Regions from separate parts of the Homo sapiens genome. Here region 1 is linked to region 2. Evidence: chromatin contacts called from ENCODE Hi-C data. All regions are on one chromosome and are shown on one strand. Each heading gives the region's core, a stretch centred on a gene start or an enhancer-like site at or near the end of the contact. The rest is flanking DNA. Distances are from core to core; before and after follow the strand shown.

Evidence for each region. Hi-C counts contacts between places; a loop is a spot of excess contacts on that map. Pooled maps may share reads with other maps.
Region 1: a loop to region 2 is called in a map of naive thymus-derived CD4-positive, alpha-beta T cell, with 5 times the contacts of the local background. The contact joins the promoter of PPP2R2D here to the promoter of MKI67 in region 2. A Hi-C loop is called at or near these places in 1 of 168 maps with a recorded cell type or tissue (naive thymus-derived CD4-positive, alpha-beta T cell), 6 of 37 single-sample maps with no recorded cell type and 10 of 50 pooled maps.

What each region holds. Positions count from the first base shown.
Region 1 is chr10:131,896,416-131,902,862 of GRCh38, forward strand. PPP2R2D (protein phosphatase 2 regulatory subunit Bdelta) reads left to right here and starts at 4,593. Exons shown (of 9, transcript NM_018461.5): 1 at 4,593-4,740; 2 at 4,823-4,915. The coding sequence starts at 4,734. RefSeq lists an enhancer at 3,853-3,952 and silencers at 4,193-4,702, 4,773-5,172, 5,353-5,402.
Region 2 is chr10:128,123,967-128,130,917 of GRCh38, forward strand. It overlaps MKI67 (marker of proliferation Ki-67), which reads right to left and starts at 2,457. Exons shown (of 15, transcript NM_002417.5): 1 at 2,133-2,457; 2 at 1,610-1,790. The coding sequence starts at 1,701. RefSeq lists a silencer at 2,237-2,606 and an enhancer at 2,717-2,946.

The sequences.
Region 1 (6,447 bases), core at 3,343-5,842, 3.8 Mb after region 2:
AAACAGAGGGTGCACAGGGTGAGCAGGGCAGGCCGGCAGGCTAGCTCAGGCAAGGGCTGATACAGCAGCCTGGAGGCAGAATTTGTTCTCCAAGAAACCTCAGTATTTGTTCTGAAGGCCTTTGATTGATTGGATGAGGCTCACTCATATTATCAAGGGTAATCTCCTTTTCTCAAAGTCAACTGCCTGTGGGTGTTAACCACATCCACGAAACACCCTCGTGGCAATACTTGGCTTAGTTCTGATGAAATAACTACATACTATACCCTCGCTACATTGACACATGAGACTAAGTATGATAAAATAAAGGGGCGCATGCAGCTTGCACGCCTCCGTGTCTGGCTCCTTTCATTTTCGTAATATTTCGGGGACTCATTTGGGACTGCTGTTTGTATCAGTAGTAGCTCATGCCTTTTAGTTACTGAACAGTACTGCCTTCTATGATTACAATAGGCTAGATTCTAATACACACCAGGCATTTTCAATTCAGCTGTGAGATCTGAAAAACAATTTTAAAAAATAAAATTGCTGTCAATACTCAGAAACTTGTAAACACCAATTAGAATCCAAACAGAGAAATTCATTGAGCTATTAGGTTGGCGCAAAAGTCATTGTGGTTTAGCCAAATATTTTAAGTTTTTAGCATCATAAGAAGAATAGTTAAAAATCTCTTTTTAAAAAATAGTTAAAAATCTCTTGCTGGTCAGCTGATGCACAGTGGGACGCAGGGAAGGCAGCCCCCCAGTCTCAGGAATATGTTACTTTTGTGGCTATATCTTGTTTTTAGTTTAATTTAATGGGAGCTAATGAACCAGAAAATACATTCTAAACAAAAACTAATTATCTTGTCATCACTTCAAAAGACATATTTAACACACATTAAAGCAGTTACATAGGAACTAAGAATAAAATCCTACATCCCCCACTGGCTGAACGAACACCCCTGTGGCCAGGGGGGGCCCCAGGAAAACCTCAACACTGAGGCTATAATGGGGGATGGGAGGTCAGACAGGCCTCCTGATACCCCCGCCCTTTTGTGGTTTGGACACAACAGACCAGCGTTAACGTTAAACTAGAGACCATAAGACTGACAGAACGGACTCTGTGGCAGTAAGATGCCAAATCATAAACAGGGCCTAAGGCCGTGCGGGGGGAGGGTGAAGCCACGCACCGCACACTTACAGAGAAAACGTCGTTCCCACTGCTGTTGGGTTTTCCTTCCCTCCAGCAGCTAAATAAGCACTGGCCTTGATAGGAGCAACATTAAGCAACTGCAGCTCCACCAGCCACTAAGTGACCCCCAGCCCTGCTCCAGCAGCCGTAACTACAGCTTTCATTGGACAGAAGACTGTAACTGTCTCCTGATAAGAAACCACCGACCTTGGACTGGTTCTGGCCGGTTTACAGAGGTTGCACATCTGCATGCCTTCCTGTCCTGAAAAGACCTCTTGAGGTACAGGGCCTAGTCCTAATTTACTTATTTATTTATTTATTTATTTATTTAGAGACGGAGTCTCGCTCTGTCGCCCAGGCTGGAGTGTAACGGCACGATCTCGGCTCACTGCAACCTCTGCTTCCCAGGTTGGAGGGATTCTCCTGTCTCAGCCTCCCAAGTAGCTAGGACTACAGACATACGGGCGCCACCACGCCCAGCTAATTTTTGTATTTTTAGTAGACAGGGGGTTTCGCCATGTTAGCCAGGCTGATCTCGAACTCCTGACCTCAGGTAACCTGCCAGACTTGGCCTCCCAAAGTGCTGGGATTACAGTCGTAATATATTCAAATGTTTAGTCTCCCCGACAGAGTGAGATTGGGTCCTATGTTACATAATACACGTGTCAGGAGCCCCTTCCTGAGTATTCATAGCTCCTCCCAAAGCCTGTTGTCTATGTATGTTTAGCCAACCCGTTCAGCATAGAGCTCCTGCCCCAACTCCTCCTCCTACGAAGAGCCATCTCCCATCTTGGCCTGGGGGATGGCCACCTTGCTGGCTGTAACCATTTATAAGAAATAAAGTTCCTCTTTTTCTAAATTTATAAATTGTCAGGTTTTTAAGTTAACAAATAAAAGAGATCTGGTCATTAATTCAGGTTTTCAAGTGTCTTCCTGGGCAGATAGGCTAAATCTACATTTTAAAAACAAGATTACAGCCCCATTTTTCTGCTCTTCTTCTCCTCAACAGAGAAGTAGGTATTCACTGCCTCTAGTTCCTCTCCTGCCACTGTCCCCAGAGCCCTCTGCAAACTTGTGATCTGAGTCCATTCCATAGCCACCGCTCCGTCCAAGTCAGTAATGGCCTCCCAGTCCCTACAACCAAATGGTCACTCCTGTATACTCATCACATAGCATCACAGAGCAGCCACTCCCTCCTGTCTTCAGTGGATCCTGGAGATGGGTTCTCCAGGAGCCCACCTCGCAGGCTGCTCACTCATCCTCCACGTCCTCACCCCTTCAGGGCTCTGTCCTTGGTCCTGTCCCCCATCTGTCCTCCCTCCTGAGGTGACCTCACCCAGTTTCCTGACTTGAAATGACCTCTAAATGCTCTCACCTTGATGCTCTGGCTCTGACTTCCCTGTGTGCTCCCAGCCTGTCTGTGCAACAGCACTATGTGTTGACAGCGAACCTCTGGTCGGGCTGCACCGCCCCCACCCAGCTGTGCCTTCTGCTGCAGAAACTCCATCCTTCCAGGTGCTCAGACCACCCGAGAGCAGGCATTCCTAAGTCCCTGCTTTCTCTCACACCGCATCTTTTCCATCAGCAAATCCCAGGGGCTCTGCTGTCGAAGCACTTTTCTCTGAAATCTGACTGGTTCTCACCACCCCACCCCATGTTCACCACTCTATCCTCATCCCCATGCCTGGTCAGCCCAGCTGGCCACCTGATTGGTCTCCCTGCTTCCCCTCTTTGGGTCCCCACAAGCTATTCTCAGCAGAGCATCCAAAAGCCCAAGTCCATCACGATCGTCTTCTGTTCATGAGCCCATCTCATTCAGAGTCCAAGTCCCCTAAATGGCCTGCCCACTGTCCATCCTCCTCCACTTACCTCCCTGCCTTGACTCCAACCCCTGGCCTCCCCTCCACTCACTCTGCACCCACGCAGCTTCTGGCTGCCTCCTGCCCATGCCAGGCATGGCCCTCCTTCCTGTCCTGGCACTTGGTGGTCTCCCCTTCCTGGCCAAGCTTTCCTAGACGTCTGCATGGTTTGCTCTTTATCCTTGAGTCTTCTCCAGTCACCCCGTGCAAGACTCCAACTCTCCCCATACACATTTCCTTCTTCCCTGATTTTTCTCTCCAGCTCCGACTTATTATGTATTTATTTCCTTATTGTCTGTCTCCCCCACTGAAAGGTAAGCTCTACCAGGGCTGAGATTTCTCTGCTCTGTTAACCTCTCACCCCCAGGGCTGTGGAGTGTGCCGCACGTGGCAGGAGCTGTCAATAAATAATATTAATGGAGTGGACGAATGTTCCTGATTTGCAGCGACTGTCTTTTAGTGGTGCAATACCATCAGTGCCCACCGCAGCTACCCTGAAAGAAGTTCTGATTCCGGACATCAATCCCATAGGGACAGTCCCCCTGATGATAGCTCGACTTCAGATTTTTCAACTTTACGACGGGTAGATTGGGTATTAGATGCATTTTTGACTTAGGAAGGGCTTATTTGCGGGGAGGGTAGCCCCACTGTAAGTCGAGGAGCACCCATGATCGCTCAGTATGCCAGAGAAAACCACCCGCAAATGAAACGATCGGCCCTGTTTCCCTAAGACTGCACTGGGAGCTCCAAGAACCCCTAAGGTAGCCATCTGGTGAGCAACGGTGCGCTCCGAAAGGGAGGTGGACAGGATTGGGAGACCGAGGCCGGCAGATGGCTCGAGCCCAGGAGTTCGAGACCAGCCTGAGCAACATAGACCCCCGTCTCTACAAAAAATTTAAAAATCAGCGAGCCTGGCGGCGCGTGCCTGTGCTCGCAGCTACTTCCGAGGCTGAAGCAGTAGGATGGATTGAGCCCAGGAGGTCGAGGCTTTTAGGGAGTCGAGATCGCGCCCCCGCACTCCAGCCCGGGGAACAGAGCGAGACTCCGCGTCGGGGGCAGTGGGCGGGAGGCAGCGCTCAGGTACGGCGCGCTCAGGTGAGGCCGGCCCACATGCCCGCCCACCGCCGCCAAGCGCGTCCTCCATTGGCGGTTCCACGGAGAACCCACGTTTCCATTGGCCGATGCGGGATGGGGGCGTGTCCGGCCAAGCGGCGCCCTGAAGGCGTGTCCGGCCGCAGCTTAGGCTCTCCGGGAGTCCCCGGAGAGTAGGGGCGGCCGGCGGCGCTAGTCTTCTGGGGAGCGCCGGGTGCACACCGGACCACTGCGGGAGGCCTAGGGCCGAGGGCCGAGGAGCTGGCCTGCGCCCGGCGACCCCGGCTTCCCTCCGCAGTCGCCCAGGCGTCCCTTCCCCCCTACAGCCGAGCGGCGCCGGGCGCAGGCGCATTGGGCGCCCCCGGCAGCCCCCGCGGCCCGCCCCGTCCGCTGCCCGTCCGAGGAGGCGGAGGGCGATGACGTCATCGAGCGGGGCGACGGGCATTGGGCGCCATTTTGAAAAGGGAAAAAAATCCCTCCCCGGCGGCGGCGGCGGCGGCGGCGGCGCCGGCGGTGGTGGCGGCCCCGGGGCTGAGCGCTCGGCTGCAGCGGCGCGGAGGCCGTCTCCCTGGTCTGCCGCGGTCCCCGCCCGTCCCGCCGCCGGCTGCCATGGCAGGTGAGGGGTCTGCGCGGGCCGGCGGGGACCACGGGGGCGGGCGGGGGCCGCGGCCGGCCTGACCGCCCCGTTGTGTTTGCAGGAGCCGGAGGCGGCGGCTGCCCCGCGGGCGGCAACGACTTCCAGTGGTGCTTCTCGCAGGTCAAGGGGGCCATCGACGAGGACGTGGCCGAAGGTGAGCCCCGCGCCGCGCCCCGCCCCGGGACCCTCGCGGACAGCTCCCAGCCCGGCCGCGCGCGGCCTCCGGGCCCCAAGCGTCCGTGGAAGGCAGGCAGGAGGATGGGGGCCGGGCGGGGCAGGGGCCAGGGGCCGAGCTGGGGGCCGTGATCGGGGGGCGGCCGTCCTCTGTCCGCTGTCCCGGCCCGCGGGGCACGGGCGGAGGCGTCGGGCCCGCGGCGGGACTTATGTAAGTCACCAAGGTCACGGGCGGCCGGGTCCTCCGAACCCAGCGCCTGGGGCTGCCTCCTGCCCGGGGCGGAACCGAAGCCCGGGGCTGCCTCCTGCCTGGGGCGGAACTGAGGAGACCGCGGCGGAGCCGGGGACGGGAACGGAGTCCATATCGTGCGCTCGGGCAGCGCGGCACAATGGCCCAGAGGCTGGGAACGCGCCTAGGGCTGGGTCGGGGCCTCGGCCCCCACCAGGCTCTGCGTTTCATCGGCGGTGCGCTCTTGAGCGAGCTGGTTGCCTCGGCTCCCTGATTCTTAAGGTCTGCTTTCTGCGGTTCTAAAATCCTTGAATTTTACTGTGAGGTACTGCTACTTTCTCTACTGATATATTTTAAGGTCTCTATTCCAGATTTTAGTCTTGAACTTCATGGTATTACTTGAAGTTCACTGGTCTTTTCCTTAAATCATACTCTCAAATTGGCCCAGGCACAAAGTTTTAGGGTGGTGGGAGGGAACTGGGAAGTGCCTCCCACCCCAGCTTCCCATGAAGCTTACCTGTCACCTTAAAGTTAAAAAGCTATGTAGCTTTCCTTTTTCACCGTTGAATGGAGAACTTGGTCGAGTCTTAGAAGTTTGATTAATATTTCAGATTCAGAGTCATAGTGACTTTTTTGTTGTTGTTCATACATCTTACTGAACATTGTAAACCTTTAACCTTTTCTTAAAAATGATTGGTGTTTGCACCAAATACACCTTCCCTGCCTCAAGTTACTAAAAGCCCCTTGTCAGACGTCCTGTTCACTTCCCTCCATCTCGGCCCCCCCAACCCCGTGAACTTTTACTCCCTCTTCCCTACCCTGTACCTCTCCCTGGCAGTGTCTGGTTTGGCACATGACCCCTGAGGACATCTGGAGATTCTGCGCCCCCTGGGACAAACAGGGCCTAGGTTATTAAGCAGGTGAAACTGGGCTCTAAGAAATGCGTAATATATATGGTTTGAGATTAAAACTAGGTGCATTTTATGTGATCTAAAAAGTTTATTGATTTTATTTCTTTAAAATGCATTACTTTTTTTGTTTGATTTTGCATATGCTAAGCAAGTGACAGTTCAGCCTTACTCAAGTGTGATTTCTGTCGCAAGTAAAGCAAAACTTGTTTGGGAGTAGGAAAGTGAGAGGGCTTAATGCTTGCCTTAATTTCTGTTAACTCTTTATTTTGTTTTTTGGAGACAGGGTCTCACTTTGTAGCCCAGGCTGGATGGAGTGCAGTGGTGCGATCTGGGCTCACTGCAACCTCTGCCTCCTAGGCTCAAGCGATTCGC
Region 2 (6,951 bases), core at 1,207-3,706:
AAAAATTTGAATAAACTATGCAATGGCCTGTCTGTTCTCCATCTGAACCTTTGGAGTCTAAGAATCTCTCTTCCTACCCAGGTCATGTGACCAAACACTTAGGAATTATTTCTAAATTATAAAATCTTGCATGAAGATATATTCAAGGAGTACTGTATAAAAAAGCAAAAGGACTGCCACTGGAGATGAAATGTTTATATTTTTCCTTTTCAAGAGAAAGGTATCTATGGAAAGTGAAAAGCTTCCTTAACCCCAATAAAATAATTTGATTTTAAGGTAACAGGACATCAGAGCAAAGGAAAGACTATCCCTTACAACTGAGAATTTGTTTGGCAGGAGGACGACTATAGATGGGTGTTTCTGAGCTTTGGCACTGTTGACATCTTGGGCCAGATGCTTCTGTATTGTGGGGGCTGCCCTGAGCCTGGTAGGATGCCCACCCTGACCTCTCCTCCGCGATGACAGCGCATGCCCCTGTCCTATATTGTGACATGGAAATTCAAATGAATCCTGGAAGGTTAGATGACCCTCCTGTGAGAACCACTGTTCTCAAGAGATTGCAAATCCATGGCTCCAGCCCATGTTTCTACTGACCCTTGCCAGAATGCTAGGTATTGATCACACCCCCTATGCCAGACACCATCCCTGGCCCTACACACGTGATTAGTAACAAGACAGTCTTTGCCTTTGGGGAGCTCAGCCTAGTGGGAGACAAACCCACAACTCACCCCTGAAGCTGTGGGGTTGGAAATACAAGTTTTCATGCAAGGCTTCCTCAGAGGTGACATTTCACCTGATGCCTGAATGATGGAAATCACACAAGCTTGAGGAAGGGGAGAACTTTCCCATTGTAAACTTCCAAGTGTGTAAGAAGTACCAAGGTGAACAAAGGCTTGGAATGCCTTAGGCGGGAGGAACAAGGTAGGGGATGGGGTTGGGAGGACAGGGTGAGGCCGGGATGGGGTTGGGAGGACAGGGTGAGGCCTGAATCCCGTGTGGTCTGGGAAATGACCACACGGGAAATGACCCCCCTTCTCAGGCCTCTAGTGGGACACATGTCAGAGGCTGATGGGGCACTGTCAGCAACTATACCTGTTATACAGGGACAGGGTTATTACCACCACCAAACAGGACAGCAATATAAGAGGAAACGTTCTCGAATTCCAGGCAGGAAGACTTTCTGTCCCATTTTCCTATTGCCACAAGGAGCCAAGAGACAAGTGTATGGCTTCCTTCCTTCATTCTCTGTGTCCCCAGTGGCCAGGGATGCCCACTGTGGAGGCACCCGGGGGCGCACAGTGTCTTCAGACGCCTGCCTGCAGCCAGTGACATATGAAGATCATCTACATCTTTCTTTACCGCAACATTAGCAAATCGATTTTTTTAATTGGCTTGATTTTTAAAACCACTTAAACATACAAACTAGCATCAAATTTATACTTACAAAACAAAAAAACACAACTATGTCAACTTAGTAACGAATGGGAGAAGCACCAAGGAAAAGTGACGGCAGGACCCAATCCTAGAGCGCGTTTCTGGACTTTATTCTGTGACTAAGGTATTTTCCTCTTTCTCAGCTAAAACGTCCGCGCGCGCCCGCGGGGCTCACCTTCCAAACAAGCAGGTGCTGAGGCTCAGGGGAAAGTGGGGACCGTCGACCCCGCTCCTTTTGATAGTAACCAGGCGTCTCGTGGGCCACATTTTCTAAACAGTAAGTTGAGTATAATCCGTAGGGGAAGGCCAGGTATAATCCGTAGGGGAAGGCCAGAAGCAAATTTACAACTCTTCCACTGCAAAAGAGGTGCGAGTTACTCTGATAGCAAAGGAGCTAAGAAGGGCCCCGTGCCCAATTCACCTATCCCCGGCCACAGAAGCGCACACCGCAGCTAGCTAGCGGGGACCCCAGGACGATCCGACCGCAGCCCCCGGCGCCCCAAAGTCCGGCAGCTGGGGTGTTGTCGCCAGCGCCTGCGCCTCCTGGGAGCTTCCACCGAGACGCCCTCGCCAGAGCCCAGGAGGAGTCGGGCCCAGGCCGCGCGTCTGTCCCCTGCCCGTCCCCGCAGAGCTCGGGGGGTCCCCGCGGCTCAGCCCTCGACCCCGGACAGCTCCCAGGAGTCCCGGCCGCAGCTCACCTGGGACGATCCGGCCCGCAAGGCCACTTGTCGAACCACCGCTCGTCAAGTCGCACCCAAAGTCCGCCGCAGGAGGAGCCGGCGCCGCGCTCACCTCCGCCCGGTAAGCTGCGCCCGCCACGCTCCGCACACACCGGGCCGCAGCCCGCGGGGTCGCGTTCGCTGCACCCCGGCCTGCAGTCCCCGCTGCTCCCGCCGCCGCCTCTGACGGGGACCCGGTGGCCCTACAGGCTACGTCCCCGGGCGCCCGGCTCTAGCGGCTCCCACCGAGTCGAGTCCTCCCGCCCGCCCGCCCGCCCGCAGCGTCAGCCCTCCACTTCCTTCTTCCAGCCCGGCGCGCCCGCCCAATTCAAACGAAAACGAAGATTCAAATTCTGGCGCTAAGCGCTGCGATTGAACGGGAAAGCGCGGCATGGGACCAATAGGAAGGGAGCGCAGGGCGTGGGCGGGGAGGGGGCGGGGAAACCGGGCTCGCGGGGCGGGGCTGGCGTGTCCGCGGGCGAGCCACTCACGCATCCGGAGGAAAATACCTGGGTGCATCCCCGGCGAGGGCGGCTGGCGGAGGGCAGAGGTGGAACACGCTCCCACCGAGATAACCCGTCCTGCTATCCTTTTCTTAAAGGACCAAACATCTGGGACACTATAACATTACTCATTGCCAGAAGATTTAAAACTGCTAAAAATTAAAAACAGGCGGGACGCGGTGGCTCACGCCGGTAATCCCCGCACTTTGGGAAGCTGAAGCAGGAAGATCCCTTGAGCCCGGGAGTTCAGAACCAGCCTGGGCCACCTGGAGAGAACCCATCTCTACAAAAAATTCGCCAGGCGTGGTGGCGCCCCTGTAGTTCTAGCTACTGGGACAGCTGAGGTGGGAGGATCGCTTGAGCCGGGGCGGTCGAGGCTGCAGTGAGCTGAGATCGCGCCACTGCACTCCAGCCTGGGCGACAGAGCAAAGCCCTGTCTCAAAAAAAAAAAAAAAAAAAAAAAAAAAATCGAAACCTTCCTCTTCAGTGCATACATCTTACCAAACACAAAAACAACCAATTATATAAAGTAGTTTGGTGTGTCTTTTCCTGCTATACGTGTATTCTCTTTTTCAAAAGCACAGAAAAAAAGGTCATAACATACACAACACGATTCTATACTTTGTGCTCTCTGCTTTTAAATATCCTGAGGCTATCTCCACTGAACACATTCTCGCTTTTACTCTCTGATGGCTGCAGAGCACTGGGCTTCGGGAAACCATAATTTACTTAATCATTACTATTGCCACATACTTAGGTTTACAATGTTTTGTTATTAGAAAACATTCTTCAATTGAAATGGCTTGTGCATGCCAAGATGGGTGAATCCTAAAATAATTCTACACAGGATTCTATCGGGGTCTGCTTCAGTTGCGCTGGTGGCCATGTGGGCTCAGTAGGCCACCTGGGGTGAAGTGAATGGAGCCTAAACACGCTTTTGGTGACAACGGCCTCTCTGCCCCATCTCACCTCCTCCAGCTCCCCAGCAACCCTTGGAGCTTGGCTCCCTTGATCAGGGAGGCCTCGATGCAGGGGACCCCTGAGGACTTCCTATTCCTTTCAGAGAGTCCATAAGGTCAAAACCATTTATCTAATGACCCTCTGTGTTACTTGCCCTTCTCATTCTCATGCTCCCAAGAGTGTGGGGTGTGGTTCTGCAAATGCAGAAGCAGTGAGGAGACTCCCACTGTCTCCGTTTCAACCAGGTATTACAGAGATTTGCAAAAATGTGAACTAAAGCGCTGTTTTCATTTTGTTGTTTTTTTTCCATAAAAATAAGTTATTGGTGTTAGCATGAAATAGGTGCATCACTATCTTAAAATGAATCAATAAATGAATATTTTTAAATTCCTTAGCCTTAACTTAAAATATATAAATATAGCTAGATATAACCCATCCACATTAACAAAAATTCCTGGTGGTTCTCAATAATTCTTAAGAGTGTAAAGGGACCACAAGATTGAAAAGACTGAGCCCTCTGCTCTAGAGCAACTACAAAGATATCAGCTGCTGATGGAAATAGAGAAACTGGGAAAGCAACATAAAAGCACAGGACAGCAACTCTAAATTGTATGGGCCAAGTCTGACGTAGAAAAATTCAGTGCGGGGATACTATTATATAAACGTTTTAGGGGGCATGAGTTTCCATGTTTTCCCCCATTAAACGATCAAACAAAGCCCACCACTGCATAACCCCATAAAACACAACTTTTCTCATCCTAATTACTGCTTGTTTCCAGAGACAGTTCTTCCACCCTCATGGATGCAGCCTAATTAGAACTAGAAGGTGCTAGGCCAGGCGCAGGGGCTCATGCTTGTAATCCCAGCACTTTGGGAGGCCAAGGTGGGTGGATCATGAGGTCAGGAATTCAAGACCAGACTGACCAATATGGTGAAACCCCATCTCTACTAAAAATACAAAAATTAGTCGGGTGTAGTGGCACACGCCTGTAGTCCCAGCTACTCGGAAGGCTGAGGCAGGAGAATCACTTGAACCCGGGAGGCAGTGGTTGCAGTAAGCCAAGGTCACGCCACTGCGCTTCAGCCTGGGCAACAGAGCGAGACTCCATCAAAAAAAAAAAATAGAAAAGAGAGAGAGACAGAAAGAAAGAACGAAGGAAAGAAAGAAAGAAAAAGAAAGAAAGAAAGAGAGAGAGAAGAAAAAGAGAGGAGAAAAAGAAAGAAAGAGAGAAGAAAAAGGAAGAAAGAAAGAAAAACATTTTGAGTTACTTCTTTGAAACATTTTGAGTTACTTCTTTTCTGTTGTTGCTGTTGTTGTTTTTCTTTTTTGAGATGAAGTCTCACTCTGTCCCCCGGGCTGGAGTGCAGTGGTGCAATCTCTGCTTACTGCAACCTCCGCCTCCCAGGTTCAAGCGATTCTCCTGCCTCAGCCTCCCAAGTAGCTGGGATTACAGGTGTCTGCTGCTAAGCCCAGCTATTTTTTTTTTTTGTATTTTTAGTGGAGATGGGGTTTCACTTTTTTTTTTTTGAGACTGAGTCTCACTCTGTCACCCAGGCTGGAGTGCAGTGGCACAGTCTTGGCTCACTGCAACCTCTGGCTCCTGAGTTCAAGCAATTCTCCTGCCTCGGCCCCCTGAGTAGCTAGGACTACAGGTGTGAGCCACCACGCACAGTTTATATATATATATATATTATGTGTGTGTGTATATATATGTATGTGTGTGTGTGTGTGTGTGTATATATATAGTATACTGTCGCTATATATATGTATATATGTATATATATGTGTGTATATATATAGTATACTGTCTCTATATATAGTATATAGTATGTGTGTATATATATAGTATACTGTATATATAGTAATTATATATAGTATATATACTATATATAACAATTATATATAGAGTATATATACTATATATAATTAGTATATATATTACTATATATATATATATATATATAGTAATTTTAGTAGAATCAGGTTTTCACATGTTGGCCAGCTGGTCTCGAACGCCTGACCTCAAGCAATCCGTCCGCCTCGGCCTCCCAAAGTGCTGGGTTTACAGGCGTGAACCACCGTGCCCAGACTTCTTCCTGGCTTTTAATCTGGTCTCTTGTGGGGAGGTTGCCCACACTTTTCTTCCCAACTTTCTTCTCTGTTACGTAAGTCAGGGACAATGTATAGTTCCTTCCAGACTTCCGTATTCTACTTTCATTGATCTTGGACCTACAAGTCGGTTTTGTAGCTCCATTTTTGGAGTTTTATTTTTTTCATGATCTTCTTTCCATTTTCATCTCCTTTAAATAGTTTCTACTAATATAGGAAAACTACGGATGTATTGTTCTTTATTGGTTATGTTTCTTGTTCTTGGACACAAAGGCATTCCCTAGGGAAATCAGAAGACATCTACAAAATTCCAATAATGATTGAAACAAATCTCAAAATTCAACTAAAAGTAAACTCAAAAAGAAATGCATTTAAAAATATTAGGCTGATTAATTTTTTAAGATGTCAGTAATCTAAGATATCCAATATGATGCTTTGCCAATCTATGAACAAGAAAAGTCTGATTATAACAGCTTACATTATAGCAAAATGCCCCATTACACAGGCATCAAATGAATTTCTTATCACTTAGTCATCTCTGCTAAAACAAAACAAAACTCTTCATGACTGGACTTTCGTCATACTTCTCTCCACACACTAGTAACCTCTCTAACAACTCCAACAATTATGTTGACTGCAGAATACACATTCCCTGTATGTACTGCTCTGATTGTTTTCCTATTTGTACCCAATGCTCCTGATGATAGTGTCTAGAGCAACATAAGACTAAGCTGCCCATCTTTTCACTGAATAATTTTTCACACATTTGAAGATGAACACAACTCATTCACTTCCTGAAATATTCTCGTTAAAATTTTTATTAGCAGTTTTTGCTGTTATTGTTGTTGTTTGTTGTTGTTGAGATGGAGTCTCGCTCTGTTGCCTAGGCTGGAGTGCAATGGGCATGATCTCGGCTCACTGCAACCTCCACCTCCTGGGTTCAAGCAATTCTCCTGCCTCACCCTCCCGAGTCACTGGGACTATAGGCATATGCCACCACGCCCAGCTAATTTTTGTATTTTGGGTAGAGATGGGGTTTCATCCTATTGATCAGGCTGGTCTCAAAATCCTGACCTTAGGTGATCGGCCTGCCTCAGCCTCCCAAAGTGCTGGGATTACAGACATGAGCCACCGCACCCGGCCTTATTAGCAATTTTGACTAGTTCTTCCTTTTTTTTTTTTTTTTTTTTTGAGACGGAGTCTCGCTCTGTCGCCCAGGCTGGAG